2 separate regions of the Homo sapiens genome follow, and region 1 is linked to region 2. The links are chromatin loops, found by intact Hi-C in ENCODE. Cell type or tissue: mammary epithelial cell. All regions are shown on one strand.

The links. A loop is a pair of places that touch in the nucleus more often than their neighbours do. Peaks named below come from ENCODE experiments on the same cell type or tissue, not always from the same donor. Only the 100,000 strongest peaks of a DNase experiment are listed, where the experiment ranks them.
Region 1: it touches region 2 in a loop (20-fold over the local background); 27 of 110 quality-filtered maps call a loop at or near these places.

The regions. Positions count from the first base shown.
Region 1 is chr9:114,677,348-114,685,347 of GRCh38, reverse strand. TEX48 (testis expressed 48) reads left to right here and starts at 3,156. Exons shown (of 5, transcript NM_001199233.2): 1 at 3,156-3,313. In mammary epithelial cell, CTCF peaks have their summits at 3,112 (motif pointing left) and 3,662 (motif pointing left); DNase peaks (open chromatin) are centred at 3,097 and 7,777; H3K27ac peaks cover 1,446 bases.
Region 2 is chr9:115,521,030-115,529,029 of GRCh38, reverse strand. No RefSeq gene overlaps it. Among named protein-coding and RNA genes, the nearest start is that of DELEC1, 380 kb to the right of the region's middle. In mammary epithelial cell, a CTCF peak has its summit at 4,373 (motif pointing right); a DNase peak (open chromatin) is centred at 4,369.

The DNA of each region.
Region 1 (8,000 bases), 840 kb after region 2:
TGGGCGTGATGGCGGGCGCCTGTAGTCCCAGCCACTCGGGAGGCTGAGGCAGGAGAACAGCGTTAACCCAGGAGGCAGAGCTTGCAGTGAGCGGAGATAGAGTCACTGCACTCCAGCCTGGGCGACTGAGCGGGAATCTGTCTCAAATAAATAAATAAATAATAAAAATAAAAATAAACAAAATAAAACTTTTGAAAACCTAAATTGAATTCCCTGATTTCACATCCACAGGTGTGAAAGCTAATCCTTCACTCTCAACACCAGATAATAATAAGGAAAATTTATTGAGTGCTGCCTCTCTAGCAGGCACTACATTTACAGCTTTCCATGGCTGGTCTAATTTACTCCTCACACCAACTCTATTATTATTTCTATTTTAAAGTTAAGGAAACTGAGAATTAGAGGGGTTAATGGCTATGGCCCAGGTCATGCATTAAGTTAGGAAGGCAAGCGTCCCACCCAGGTACTCGGACCCCAGAACTTACCCACTGTGAAATCACCAGAGTAAAAATCCACCCATTTGTCTTAGCCCAGTGCATCAGGTCAAGATTTCATTATTCCCTACCTGAACCAGAAATTAATACAGAAGCCTGTTGGCCCATCTCCCCTCCCAGACCCAAAGAGAAGAAAGTAATCACACCATACATGCTTGAATGGTAAACCACCCCAAACAGAAGGCAGTTTCTTTATGCAAAGATTTTAAGTATTTTCTCCAATTTGAATATATACACATTTAGTGCTATGGGTGAAATAATCAAGCATCAACTTATAAGTAGTCAGTACCTGATATGTGTTTGCCAGAGCATATTATATAAAATACATTAATTTGGAAATACCTGTGTTGCTATCCATATTAGTCTGTTTTTACACTGCTATAAAGAAATACCCACGACCAGGTAATTTATAAAGAAAAGAGGTTTAATTGACTCACAGTTCTGCATGACTTGGGAGGCCTCAGGAAACTTACAATCATGGCAGAAGGGGAAGCAGTCGCATCTTACATGGCAGCAGGTGAAAGAGAAGAGAGCGGGAGCAACTGCCACGTATAAAACCATCAGATCTCGTGAGAACTCACTCACTATCAGGAGAACAGAATGGGGGAAACCACCCCCATGAGTCAATGACCTCCCACAAGGTCCCTCCCCCGACGTGAGGATTACAATTTTGATTACAAATCCAGAGGAGATTTGGGTAGGGACACAGCCAAACTATATCACTATCCTCAATCTTTCATTTTCTGAAACAATTTCATTCAAATGCTTCATACACATCTTTAACCTCATCTAGCACAGGTTTTCAGAATATATTATCTTCATTTCTAAGTTATTTTTTAAATAATGCTTTTGAATCTGTATATAAATAATGCTGTTCCTGAAAAGCTCATCCCAAGCTAAAAAGGATCCATTTGTATCACATCAATGAAATTTATGATTAAAAAAAAACCTCTATAAATCAGTAGTTCTTAATGCTGGCTGCGAATTAAAATCAACTGGGGAGCTGTAAAATCTATCGACACCTGGGCCCTTGCCCCCAAAATAGTGATTTTACTGACTGGGAGCAGGTGCTAGGAGTGGCATTTTCTAAAGCTCCTCCCATGATTCTAATATACAGCCTGATCTGAGAACCACCGCTTACCTGTATATAATGACCTGCACAATGGAATTCAGCAGTTCTTGATTATACTCAAGAATCACCTGGAAATTTTTGTAAACATACTGCTACCCAGTTTCCACACCCTACCAAAATTATAATTTATCTGGGGTTAGGCCCCAGGTATTCTTTGTTTTAAAAACACTTCAAGTGAATCTCACTTGCAGCCAAAATGGAGAACCTTCAATTACCATTTAAGAGTGTGGCTTTAATCATTCTGAGCAAACTATCGCAGGGACAGAAAACCAAACACCGCATGTTCTCACTCATAGGTGAGAATTGAACAATGAGAACACTTGGACACAGGGCGGGCAACATCGGACACAGGGCGGGGAACATCACACACCGGGGCCTGTCGTGGGGTGGGGGGAAGAGGGGAGGGATAGCATTAGGAGATATAACAAATGTAAATGATGAGTTAATGGGTGCAGCACACCTACATGGCACATATATACGTATGTAACAAACCCGCACATTGTGCACATGTACCCTAGAACTTAAAGTATAATTTAAAAAAAAAAAGAATGTGGCTTTACCTGTGAGCTTTCAAAGGCTGTTTAACTCACCATCAAATATTTATTAAAGGAATTCAGCACAGCTGTGGAGTCACATCACCCGCCCCAACCACATGAATGACCCCACAGCTGTGCTGAATTCCTTTGCTTTCTTCTGTTTCTATTGTATCCAGTGACCTCTCTGTGCATCAAATGATAGCACTGATTGAGAACATGTTAATCCAATGTGGCTTCCCCATATATGAATAGTACTTGGTTGTCCTAAATAAAGGAATGGAAAGAGTGCCCCATAAGCTGAGAGATTTTGTCAGGACTCCAATACAAAGTGATTCCTTCTTTTCTGAAAAATAAATAGGGAAGAAAATGTCACTTCATTTTTGCATATGTTATTAATAACTACCCTTTCTTAAAGTGCTTACTACATCTAGATACCATGTTAAATGTTTACCTGATTTCATTTAATACTTAAAAATGCAAACAGGACATATAATTATTATTATTCCTGGCCAGGCGAAGGCCACACCTATAATCCCAGCACTTTGGGAGGTCAAGGTGGTGGGGTGGGGGGGGGGGGGTCACTTGAAGTCAGGAGTTCGAGACCAGCATGGCCAACATGGTGAAACCCTGTCTCTACTAAAAATACAAAAATTAGCCGGACGTGATGGTGCATGCCTGTAGCCCCAGCTATTTGGGAGGCTGAGGCATGAGAATCGCTTGAACCTGGGAAGCGGAGGCTGCAGTGAGCCAAGATTGCACCACTGTGCTCCAGCCTGGGTGACAGAGTGAGATTCTGTCTCAAAAAAGAAAAAAAAATTATTATTATTCCCATATTGCAGAGGGAGAACCTGAGCGTGAAGTCACTTTGCCTAAGGTTACTACCCAGTGGGCGGACAGAGACAGAATGGCACCCAGATCTACAGCATCCAGTGTTGTACTGCCCCCTTCTGGCCATCCTCTAGGTGCTTCCTGAGGCCCCAGGACTTGTGCCCCAGTATACAGTCTGGTGGCCAGCATGGCATCGTGCTCAGCAGAACTTCTCCCTCCTCCTCGCTGTTGTGGTCCAGTCCAAACATCCCAGCCCCAACATTCCCTGGTTCCCCAGCTCTGTGACATCACAGACAGCCTTCTGTCTACTCTGCCAGCTGCAGGTGAGTGGGGCTCACAGTTTAAACCAAAGGGCGGGAGGTGATAATTTTTCTGTACTAAAAGGCACAATGTCCCCACCACTCCTGGACACCTATTCATTTTGCTCCAAGAAGCAATCCCCATCCTTCATTTGCTCTAACCTCACTGTTTCTCTCTCTCTCTGGGTCCCAGTCTCCACCTGTGCTGAATGACCTCCCCCACCCCCGCCCGCAGCGCCAGAAGCCTTCCTGTTTGACCTCATTCATCTTTCTTCTGATCAAAGTGCAATGGGGTCACTAGAGACCTGAAGTTCATACCCACTGGGGACAACCCAAGGGCCCTCTTCTTTGGTTTCTGCTTCCCTCTAGAGGGGGTCACTGGTAGTGCAAGAAGTGCCACACATCCCCTAGGCATCTCCCTACATATTCATCAGCATCAGAACCTTCATCTGTATTTATTAAGCCTTTACGACACACCAGAAAGCTGTGCTAAGCACTTTCCATCATTATTTAATCCTCAGAACTACCTTCTATTGTAGATACTATTATTCTCATCCCCATTTTACAGGTCAGAAAACAGAGATTCAAAGAGGTCATAAATTCTAAATTTCCTAGCTAACAGTAGATCTCCAAGAATTATACCCCCAGAGAATGTGCTTGTAACTGATACACTGCTCTCCCTAAGAGCCTTTTCATTTCTTGAAGAGGGTTCAAAAACTCAAAGCTCTCTGCTGTCAACACTTAGAGGAGAAAGTGGTTCTACTACCCTCTTTCTTGCAAAATTTTCTAGTAAAGATGTGGAGAGAGCATCAGCACGGGGTGTCAACAAACCTGCGCTTCAGATCGCTGCTGATAATACGGACGATCTCCACGGTTTATTTTTAATTGAAAAAAATCAAGGTGCAAAACGTGGTGTATAGTAAGCTATCATTTGCATTAAAAAGAGAGAAAAAGAGAATTTGAATAACTACATTTTCTTGTATATCCATAAGCTGCTTTGGTGGAAGATGCCTGCATTCACTACATGAAACAAAAACTGAATTTATTTCTGGTTAAACAAGGGAGAACTGTGCTTGTATGGCAAAGTCTCTGAACAAAGCTCATGGCTGATGCATAAGGGGCTTTGGGAGGTGTTGAGTTCGTGGACTGGTGGTGTTTCAGAGGCAGCAGTGTTTAGGAATGGTAGACCTTTAGCTATGAAATGTACCTACTGGCATGTGTCTGTTAGAATGGTTACCAAGGGAGTTTCATTAATAGATTAAATGAGTGTCACACAGGTTCTGGGGATTCGTTGTTACCGTGGTTACAGGGCAATCCATCGTCACCTAGGAATGTGGGAGCTTCTCTTTTTAATTCTCATTATCTGCCTTCTGGTCTCCCTCAACTAAAGGTGCAGGAAAGACCCTCCAAGATTGTCCAGATCTTCACCACTGTCATTGGCTTTTCTTGAAAACACAGTTCCATTTTTCCATGTACAGAGATCTGGTTTTCATTTTGAGTATCAGTCTGCCTCATTTCTTCTCATTTTTTCTTTGAATCATTTGTTTCACCATTTGTCAAACCAGAGGCTACATAAAAGCATTCAGCTCTCTGGACAACAGAACCTGAATGATGCAAGACAATGATAATTAAGGCCAGGCACAGTGGCTCACGCCTGTAATCCCAGCACGTTGGGAGGCCAAGGCTGGCAGATCACCTGAGGTCAGGAGTTCGAGACCAGCCTGACCCAACATGGGGAAACCCCATCTCTACTAAAAACTAAAATTAGCCATGCGTGGTGGTGCATGCCTGTAATCCCAGCTACTCGGGAGGCTGAGGCAGGAGAATCGCTTGAACCCAGGAGGCGGAGGTTGCAGTGACCCGAGATCGCACCATTGCACTCCAACCCTGGCAACAAGAGCAAAACTCCATCTCAAAAAAAAAAAAAAAAAAAAAAAGGGACAATGACAATTAAAAGTATTTTCAAAAAGATCTGAAAGCCTCTCTGGAGTCATGCCCCATGATTTCCCTGGCATGACCATCTACCTTAGATAGCCAGGCTGCTTTTTCTTTGGGCTTAGCTATAGATTAACCTCACCTGTGATATTAATCCAGGCACAACGGGAGTGTTAGCAATGGTGCAGACTCCCCTAATTAGCTAAAATAAAACCCGAAGGTTTCTGTGATCCATAATTACTCAAACTAAGGATTTTAAATTGGTCAGGTGTACCCTAGGGTGTGGGCTACATGATTTGCTGTGTCAGTCAAGGTGAGGGGAAAAAAGGCACTTTAAATTGTTCAACTCAGAATCCTCAGAAGTCTGTTTCATCTACTAGTAGTTAAACCCCCAAGAAGGGTTTCATCCCTTCAGACTCTGTGTAAGAAGACATAGTCCACCGTGGGTGCTGGAGAATCATGCACTGGAATGGTCTAAGTATTCATCATGCAGAACAATTAGTCTTAATTATAGTTGGAATAGAAGAGTCTGATCTCCACATAAGAAACAAACCATATCAACAAGCAAGCAGTATAGCTGTTCATTTATATTTATAGACAATGCCCTTTGGGAGTTTAGAGGCAAAATAGGAAAATGTTAAGTGCAAAGTTCTCCTCAGAAAGACTCAGTAGACAGATATGGACAGCTGTCCTTCTGACATGGAACATTAGTTCTTCTAATGGCCTTTCTGCATACAGTAAGTGCAAGTGTTCTCCACAGACTCCAAATTCTTAAAGAACAGAGGAGATTTGGGTCCTGTCTTTATTTCAGGGGCCAGTTGTTTTATCTAGTAGGTCAAAAGATTATCTCGATTTCTAGTTAACATTTTAGGACTCTTGGAAAATGATCAAGATATCTACACTAATGGAATTTCCCATTCCAATTGATTTTTTCTAAATCCTCTATTTTAGATATGAGCTTTTGCATAAAGAAAGGGCTCCTTTTACTTACACTTTTTGTTTGCCCCAGAATGTCCTTTGAAAGTGTCCTGAAGTCTATTAAGTCACCTATTGATTCATCATTTTGTTTGTTATTCTTGAATCTTTGCCCTATCCACCCTTAAGAGAAAATCTTTTAAAATAGTTTCATGTGGCATACTTCCTATTTTTCTTACCCTCTCAAGTCCATGCTTAAAAATATTATGCATAGATAGGTTATTTGAATCTTCTGACCTTTTTCATCCTGCTACTCTTAAACATTTTCCCCATTGTTGAAGGTCAACAATTTTTTTTTTTTTTTTTTTTTGAGTCAGGATCTCCTGTTGCCTGGGCTGGAGTGCAGTGGCATGATTATAGCTCACTGAAGTCTTGATTTCTCAAATTCAAGCAATACTCTCTCCTCAGCCTCTGAGTAACTGGAAGTGCAAGTGCACACCACCATGCCCAGCTAAATTTTAATTTTTAGTAGAGATGAGGTATGTTGTCCAGGCTGGTCTCAAACTCCAAAACTCAAGCAATCTTCCTGTCTCAGCCTCCCAAAGTGCTGGGATTACAGGTGTGAGCCACTGTGCCTGGCCTAAAGGTCAACAACGAAATGAACTAATTGGTACAAATATGATAGTCCAAGACAATAAGTAACGAACAGAATCCTGAATTACACAGGATATACAAAACAAACTTTCTTTTGTTCTGAAATTTGGGAAGATTCTATTTTTACCCAACTCAACTCTTACTCAGAGTTTAAATTCGGCCTCTCTTGATCTACCTTCAGTGCAGAAGTTTTAGGTGGGTGTTGTGCAATGTGATTGTTCTTCTCTAGAAAAATGCTCCCTGAAAAAGTTTATTTGGGCAGCCAGGGGAAGGAGTAAGAGGAGTATACGTGGGTAGTAAAGATCAAGTTGGGTGGAGAGAGAAAGACAGAAGCAAAGAAAACAGGTGTCAGAAGGTTTGAGTAAGAGTAAGGTCTTTTTTATCTTTTTCTTCCTGAGGCCATAGCATTCCAGACAAAGAAGCCTTCTATTTATGTTTGGCATTTTTGTCTTCTCTCTTCTCTAGAGCTCCTCTTAAATCTGATTTTTGACATCAAAACTTTGTCATCATGGCTACAGTAATCCTAAGTCATCTAGTGAACTTTTGCCATTTATTAAGACAAATACATGAGAGTACCTATAGTGAGAGTATATATACGGAGTTTTTCCAGGAAGAGGCAACAACCTTAATGCAGATGAGACCACGACAAGCAGGAAAGAGCACGCTACAATTGATAAACAGTTTCTACTTGTGCAGTGTCTTGAATTTCTTGACCAAGCAGAGCCTAAAAGAGGCCACATGATCAAAAACCTGAAAATTACTGACTCCCGAATATAAGCTAAAAAAAAAAAGTGACCTTCTTTTATGATTTACCAAGACAGAACACATGCTGACAAAGGTTTAGAGGGACCCAAGTCCAGGTTTTAGCAATTTCTTCTAGACAAATCAATTACCACTCCAGTAAAACTCCAGACACTCAGGGCTGACTCATGGTGGGGGCTTGTCAGAGCTATGCTTCCATTCCTTTCTTATGAAGTGCATCCTTCTACATTCAACATACACAAGGCAGTCTGGAACAAAGCCAAACCCCGTGAGGCAAGCATTTTTATAAGTGGATGAAGACAACTGAAACTAAAGCAAGTAGCAGAATACGAAGCAGATTAATGGCAAGGATATTTGCTAAATGGTGTATCTCCAAAACAAAAGATCTAACTGCCTGTATAAATTTCTATTTCTTTATAAATTATAGGAAAATGAAATAAATCCA
Region 2 (8,000 bases):
CCAATTAACACCATCCTTCAGGATTTTAGTCTTCTCAACTCTCAACTGGCATAACAGTGGCTACTTGAGTAGATCACTGACAAGATGATAAATTATTACATAATTTATATATAAAAATGATTACATGATTTATATATAAATGATTACATAATTTATATATAAAAATTATTACTTGTAAATTTGTCTGAGTTCATTGTAGATTCTGGATATTAGCCCTTTGTCAGATGAGTAGGTTGCGAAAATTTTCTCCCATTTTGTAGGTTGCCTGTTCACTCTGATGGTAGTTTCTTTTGCTGTGCAGAAGCTCTTTAGTTTAATTAGATCCCATTTGTCAATTTTGTCTTTTTGCCATTGCTTTTGGTGTTTTGGACATGAAGTCCTTGCCCATGCCTATGTCCTGAATGGTAATGCCTAGGTTTTCTTCTAGGGTTTTTATGGTTTAAGGTCTAACGTTTAAGTCTTTAATCCATCTTGAATTGATTTTTGTATAAGGTGTAAGGAAGGGATCCAGTTTCAGCTTTCTCCATATGGCTAGCCAGTTTTCCCAGCACCATTTATTAAATAGGGAATCCTTTCCCCATTGCTTGTTTTTCTCAGGTTTGTCAAAGATCAGATAGTTGTAGATATGCGGCGTTATTTCTGAAGGCTCTGTTCTGTTCCATTGTTCTATATCTCTGTTTTGGTACCAGTACCATGCTGTTTTGGTTACTGTAGCCTTGTGGTATAGTTTGAAGTCAGGTAGTGTGATGCCTCCAGCTTTGTTCTTTTGGCTTAGGATTGACTTGGTGATGCGGGCTCTTTTTTGGTTCCATCAAAAAGTGGGCGAAGGACATGAACACACACTTCTCAAAAGAAGACATTTATGCAGCCAAAAAACACATGAAAAAATGTTCATCATCACTGGCCATCAGAGAAATGCAAATCAAAACCACAATGAGATACCATCTCACACCAGTTAGAATGGCAATCATTAAAAAGTCAGGAAACAACAGGTGCTGGAGAGGATGTGGAGAAATAGGAACACTTTTACACTGTTGGTGGGACTGTAAACTAGTTCAACCATTGTGGAAGTCAGTGTGGCGATTCCTCAGGGATCTAGAACTAGAAATACCATTTGACCCAGCCATCCCATTACTGGGTCTATACCCAAAGGACTATAAATCATGCTGCTATAAAGACACATGCACACGTATGTTTATTGTGGCATTATTCACAATAGCAAAGACTTGGAACCAACCCAAATGTCCAACAATGATAGACTGGATTAAGAAAATGTGGCACATATACACCATGGAATACTATGCAGCCATAAAAAATGATGAGTTCATGTCCTTTGTAGGGACATGGATGAAATTGGAAATCATCATTCTCAGTAAACTATCGCAAGAACAAAAAACCAAACACCGCATATTCTCACTCATAGGTGGGAATTGAACAATGAGATCCATGGACACAGGAAGGGGAATATCACACTCTGGGGACTGTTGTGGGGTGGGGGGAGGGGGGAGGATAGCATTGGGAGATATACCTAATGCTAGATGACGAGTTAGTGGGTGCAGCGCACCAACATGGCACATGTATACATATGTAACTAACCTGCACAATGTGTACATGTACCCTAAAACTTAAAGTATAATAAAAATTATTACATGATTTATAAATAAAAATTATTACATAATTTATAAATATATATAAATCTCAGCTATTGCTGTATTTCATTTACTATTTTAACAACAATCCTAGGTGCCAACTATATGCCAACTATTTTGCTAGATGCTACAGGAATACTGAACATGGTCTGTGTCTTTAAGTAGTGTGGAAAATAGCTGTATTCTCTATAAAAGAAAGACAGTAGTATTTTAAAATTAAATTCTGATCAAGTCACTCTTCTGTTTAAACTATTTTGAAGATTCCTATTATTCTTAGGATAAAAACCTGAAATCCTTAGTAGGACAATTATGGATAATGTTGCCCTTGCTTAAAAAACTCAGTCTAATCTCAAGCTACCTTTCGCTCTCTCAATTCCAGCTGCCTGTTTATTTCATATAGAGTGTATTTATGGCTATTTGATTAACGTCTATGTCTCATGACATCTTTGCTCTGTTGGGTCAGAAAGTTTTATCTGTTTTGCTACTCACTACATTCCTAAAGCCTGAGCAAAATTTCTGACAGCCAGGAGGTTGTCAAGAAATAGGCTTTTAATAAAAGGAACAATAAATGACAAGTAAAAGCTACAATGGTAGATAAAGTTATCCCATGCAACAGGAGCACAAAGAGAGAAACAGCAAACTCTGCCTCAGGTAGAGGAAGTAGCCTTTGAATATAGTAGAACAAACAAGCTTAGCTTTAAAGCACACCACAGAAGAGTTATCCAAGCAGAGAAGCTTTTTGTTTGTGCAAAAATCCCAGGAGGTACTAATTGTGCAGACCTCATTCTTCACCTATAAAATGAACTACCTGATACCTATTTAAGAGAGGGAAGTTATGAGTATTGGCTGAGATGCATGATGTAAATATGTCTGCCAAATATATATAAGGTGTTGTGATCAGAATCTACCTGTCTCATAAGCCTGGTTTATATTATGGCATTCTTGAAAATAAAAAATAATTAAATAATAATAGTAATAATAATAGTGACAATAATAATAAAAACAAAAAGTAGTGGGAAAGAAGAAGAGGAGAAGGAGGAAGAAGAGGAAGAGAAGGAGAAGGAGGAGGAAGAGAAAGAGGAGGAGGAGGAGAAGGAGGAGAAGGAAAAGAATAATTTTCTTTGTTTATTTTCTACTATGTACCTAGAACTTGATGTACAGTATTTTAATCCTATAAAAACTTTCATAGTAGCTAGTATTTTCTTCATTTCAATGATAGAGAAACTGACTTCCAGAGGTTTTAAATGTCCTTTCCAAAATCATAGAATAATAAGCAATTTATATAAACAGTGAAATTCTAATATCCTGGCCATCAACAATTATTTATTATGTACCTACAGTGGATCAGTCCATCTTTCTATGCTCTAGAAATGCAACTGTATATAAAAAGATAGATATTCTGCCTTCATGAAGCATAGAGTCCACTGGCATAAGCATATTGCAGAGATCCTGATGCTGATTGGTACCACACCATGAGAGGGGCATCTCTTTCCCATACTAAGGGGCATTACTATAGGCAGACAGTGACTCATTTAAGTCTCTATGAATGTCTTGCCACCTCACCTTGATACTAAATATTCTCATATCATGAAGTCAGAGTCATAGGAAAAGGGCAGAATCAGAGGCTAAAATGGCCAATTGGTGAGGTTGTAGCAGAATGACATCTCAGATTCTATTGTCCAGAGCCAGAAAGCAGAAGGGAGCTGGAGTTGGCCCAGACACTTGAGTTCTTGTTCACATCAGTCTGGAATATGTTGATACTCAATAAATATTTGTAAGCTGTCACTGTAAAATTTAGGAGCAGTCATGTGCTGCCAGCACACGAGAGCCCGTTACTTTCCAACTCCACATTCAATAAAATAGATCATGATGAGAGTATTTTTTAAACAGAGAAATCAGCAAATACCATAGATTGGTCCCTGCCCACCACCACCCTGACTTGGTTGGTAAACATTTACCAGCATACCACTGGAGAAAGAGCATCTCTCTCTGAGTCATTGTTTCTCCGTCTTTTCAAGGGGTAGACGATGAAGTGATTTTAAAGCCCCCAGAAAGCTGGATGATATGTTAGAAACAGCAAAGGTCTGGGGCAAGGCATACTTGGATTAAATTATAGATGCTGGCCACACATTGCTCTTGGAACGTTCAGCACGCTATTTGTCTCCCTGAGCCGCAGTTCCCTCCTATGTAGAATGAGGCTATTCACTTCTGCATGATTAGATTTTTCTAGGTGTTAAATATCAACATGGAAAACATGGAAAAATATAGACTCTAATAAGTGTTAGACTCCCCTTATTCCTATCATCTTCACAAATTATAAATAAAAGAATGAGCAAATACATAAATTTTCATTTTTTTCAGAGTTTGTATACCCCTCTTTTGCTTGATTACTTTTAGTTTTTTTGGTGTTATATAATAAATACCCATGATTTACTGCTATTATTATTTATTATCATTATCATTATTATTGTATGCTCTAAATTCCTACTCTATAATGGTAATATTTTTAAAGAATCTTCAAAACATAACTATCTGTAGCCAATTTCCTTTGGAAGGGACAAATAAATATGCATTATTCAGCAGCTACTTGGTAGCAGGCATTGTGCTGGCATGTTACATATTTGGCTCATTAAGCCTTCCAAAAGATAAGAGCGGAGTCTACATCTCAGAGAGAAAACGTTTTCTTTGGACATCATCAGAAGCCCACTTATACCACCAGGGAGCAGTAAAGAGCCACTGTTCAGGATTTTGAAAACTCCAAATCCCCACTACCAGATCACAGCAGTTCTCTTTGGACACAACATAATGGTAAATATTAAGTCTTGGCTGGCCCACCAGTCAGATGAGGGTCAGTGTTGAGGGAAAGGGCCTGTGAGCTAGACCAGCATGTCTGATTTTAGGTACGTAATCCATAGGAGCTTCCAGGAGATTAATAAGCAGGGATGTGGTTTTCCAAGTGATCACGGAGATAATACATTCCTTCCACTGCTTTTTGGAGAAAATGAAACTGAGCCCCAGAGATGGACAAAGACTTATCAAAGCTAGCTTAGTAGGTTGGCAGCAGAGCTAGAGCCAGAACCTGTACACAGTGTCTTCACACTGATACCTGTTGATAAGTAGGCACATACGTTCTGAAATATTCTGATATCACCATTATCCTGTATTGCCAAGGAAGAGACTGTTACCTTTTTTAATGGAAGGTGTTTCCATCCTGGGATTCCCAAGGGGTCTTTGCACATAGTACTTCCACTGGTATTGTTATTAGACAATCTTGAGTTTATTGCTGCTTTATAAAAGATAGCCAGGAACATAGGTAATTACATGTAAGAGAGCTTATCAAAGACAAACTTCAGCATCTTTTTCAGAAATATAATTTTGGTGACCACAGATAAAAGACCTTTTTCATTTTGAACATGGTGCCCAGAAAGGACTCTAGGAGGAGATCCATGCACTCATTCAGTCTTCTTTCTTTAGTGAAATAATAAATAAATCACTAGAGTGCAACTCCGCAGCAGGTTCTAGCTTAGAAACTGTGCATGGATAGAATTAAGGTGTAATGCCTTAATGGTTATAGGTAAGATGTAATTCCCACTCTCAACAAATCTGCTGTCTAATAGCACATATTAGCAAGAAATGGTGCAATTGCATTATAGAATCGTGAAATTGATTGTGGTGGGATATATGCCAGTGATTAAATTTTGTTTTTCCTTCTGTTCTCAACAAGACACATGCCAGGAAACCATTTTTGATTCATCAAGAGCAGTCTCTCCTAGAACTGGGGAAAAAGAGAATAGGGTACTTTGCAAATCTGAACATACATGTAGATATTTTGAAATCCCATGATGAGCCTCTACTGGAAAGATAAATCACTCTTTTGTCACTGAGGTTAGAGTTCCATAAAAGAAAACTGAGGAACTAAGGACACATCTCTTGGAAGGATGAGACTGTCACCCCATTATATAAGGGAAGGGCAGTCTGATCCTTTGTGCATGAAAAATCTGCCTGCCCCCTTAAGTCAATTCCCAGGAAGGAAAGGGCACAGGGATTCTAGGCTGGTGATATAGCAGACGTAGTCACTTCCTTGACCAGAATTCTTGGGTCTAGCAGATAACTTGGCTACATACCTGAGAGAGCTGAGTATGAGGATTTTCAAATAGAGAACTCCACATTGGGGACCTCTTTGCCTGGCTCAGCTAAGAATATATAAGCATGTTCTCCCTTGAAGAACCACGGCAGGTGGCATGACAATTGGACAAGTGAGGTCTTGTGGCAAGATGAGCCGTATGGCCTGTCAGAGCAGAGATTAGCAGTTTCTAAAGGGACAGATTTGGCAGCTGAAAGCAATGAGAGAAATGCTCTTATCTGACACCCCTCCTCTTGCTTTATCTTAGAGGTTGGGGATTTCATAAGCTCATGTTGTGTTTATTGTTGTTGCGATGGTTGTTCTGCTTGTTCATTTTTAACAGTTTTTTTTTTCTGTTGAGAGAGTACTCCAAAAATTTAACACTGTACAATAATGAAGTCATAGGATGGAGTGATGTATGCAGTCATGAAGCATCTGGGGACCTGAGAGATCAACTGGAAACATCCAACAAATGTGACTCTATTTTCACTCTGAGTTCAAGGGGTTGTTTGTAGAGGTTAAAGCAATATTGGAATTGTAGATTGCTGTGGGTACAAAGAAAAGAGATCTCACTGATGGCTGCACCAAAATCAGAAAAGGCTTCCCAGAAGAGGGAGGGCTGAGAACAGGTGAACTCCGGACAACCATCAAAAGAGGAAATCTGGGCAATGGAAACATGTGCAAGGCAGAGATGGCTGAATTCTTAGCTGAGTGTTTTGCATTTGCCTTGTATCTGTGTGGGGATGTGGGGAATCAACTTACAGAATATACAAGGAATCATTTCGTTTTGTTTCTTCATTTTTAGCATATCAAATTTGGAATTCCACATGACCAGAGCATCGGGTTCATGAGTAGAATGAACAGAGAAGAGGCCAGCAGCCATGCTTACTGGGTTAGAGAGTCATAGGTTATCTTCCAGGCCATGGGAAACTCTGTTAGAGAAAGAATCTCTTGGCTTCTGAAGAATAAAACCTCCTAGTTTGTGGGCCATAGAGTGATATCTCTATCTCAAGCTAGAGACCTAAAAGGAGAGAGGAGATAAATAAGTACATAGTCCTTTCCCAGTCACTGTTCATTTGGTCTTTGTATTAGTCCATTCTCATGCTGCTATGAAGACATACCCAAGACTGGCTAATTTATAAAGGAAAGAGGTTTAATTGACTCACAGTTCCACATGGCTGGGGAGGCCTCAGGAAACTTACAATCATGGTGGAAGGAGAAGCAAACACGTCCTTCTTCACACAGCAGCAGGAAAGAGAAGTGCAGATGAAATGAAGGAAAGCCCCTTATAAAACCATCAGATCTCATGAGAATTCACTGAGTATCATGAGAACAGCATGGGGGGACTGCCCTGTAATCTAATCACTTGCCACGAGGCCCCCCACCATGACACGTGGGTATTATGGTAACTACAATTCAAGATGAGACTTGGGTGGGGCACAGCAAAACCGTAGCAGTCTTCATAACTACGAAGTAGGATAGGCAGGGCTGTTCTTTGATTGATGGGTGATGAGGATCAGGGCACAAGATGCCTGTTGGAGAGGTCAGAAACCTAACTTGCACCAGCACCTTCAGGTGAGAAAAGCAAATTGCACTCTTAAATGCTTTCTATCATTTCTCTTTCTTCCACCCTGTTGCTTCTTTAGCCAAATTTGGCTGCAGAATCTGGCTTCAAGTGATTCATTTCTATGATCTGATCCTTAATTTTAACAATTGTATGTGATATACAGTATAAACTTTGTCTTTCCTAAGTGTGTTGAGAAGCATAAAACCCAAACTCTTTGAGAGGCTTAGACTGCCATTCACAATCTGGCCCTGCACCTCCTGCCAGCTTCGTCTCCTAATACTCAGCCGTGTATCTCTCCACCTGTGATATCTTATCCAAGTCACACTGAATGACTGAATTCTGTGAAATCATCCTATGCACTCTCAAATCCAACCCTCCTGCCTCACCACATTTCCTATTCATACAGAAAACAGTTCTTTCCATCCTCATCCCAATTACTGGAGAATTCCCACTCTTCCTTCAAGTCTAGGCTTAGACACCTGACTTTCCCACCAGATAAATAGACTCTAGCAGGTAGTAAGCAGGGTTGCCTTATCCTTTTATCATCTCTCCAACACCAAACATAGCATTTGACAAATGATGCATGCTGAAACAATGATTGGGTTAAAAAATAAATGACTAAATATACTAGTGCAGATAATATGAGAATTTAAAGGGAGAG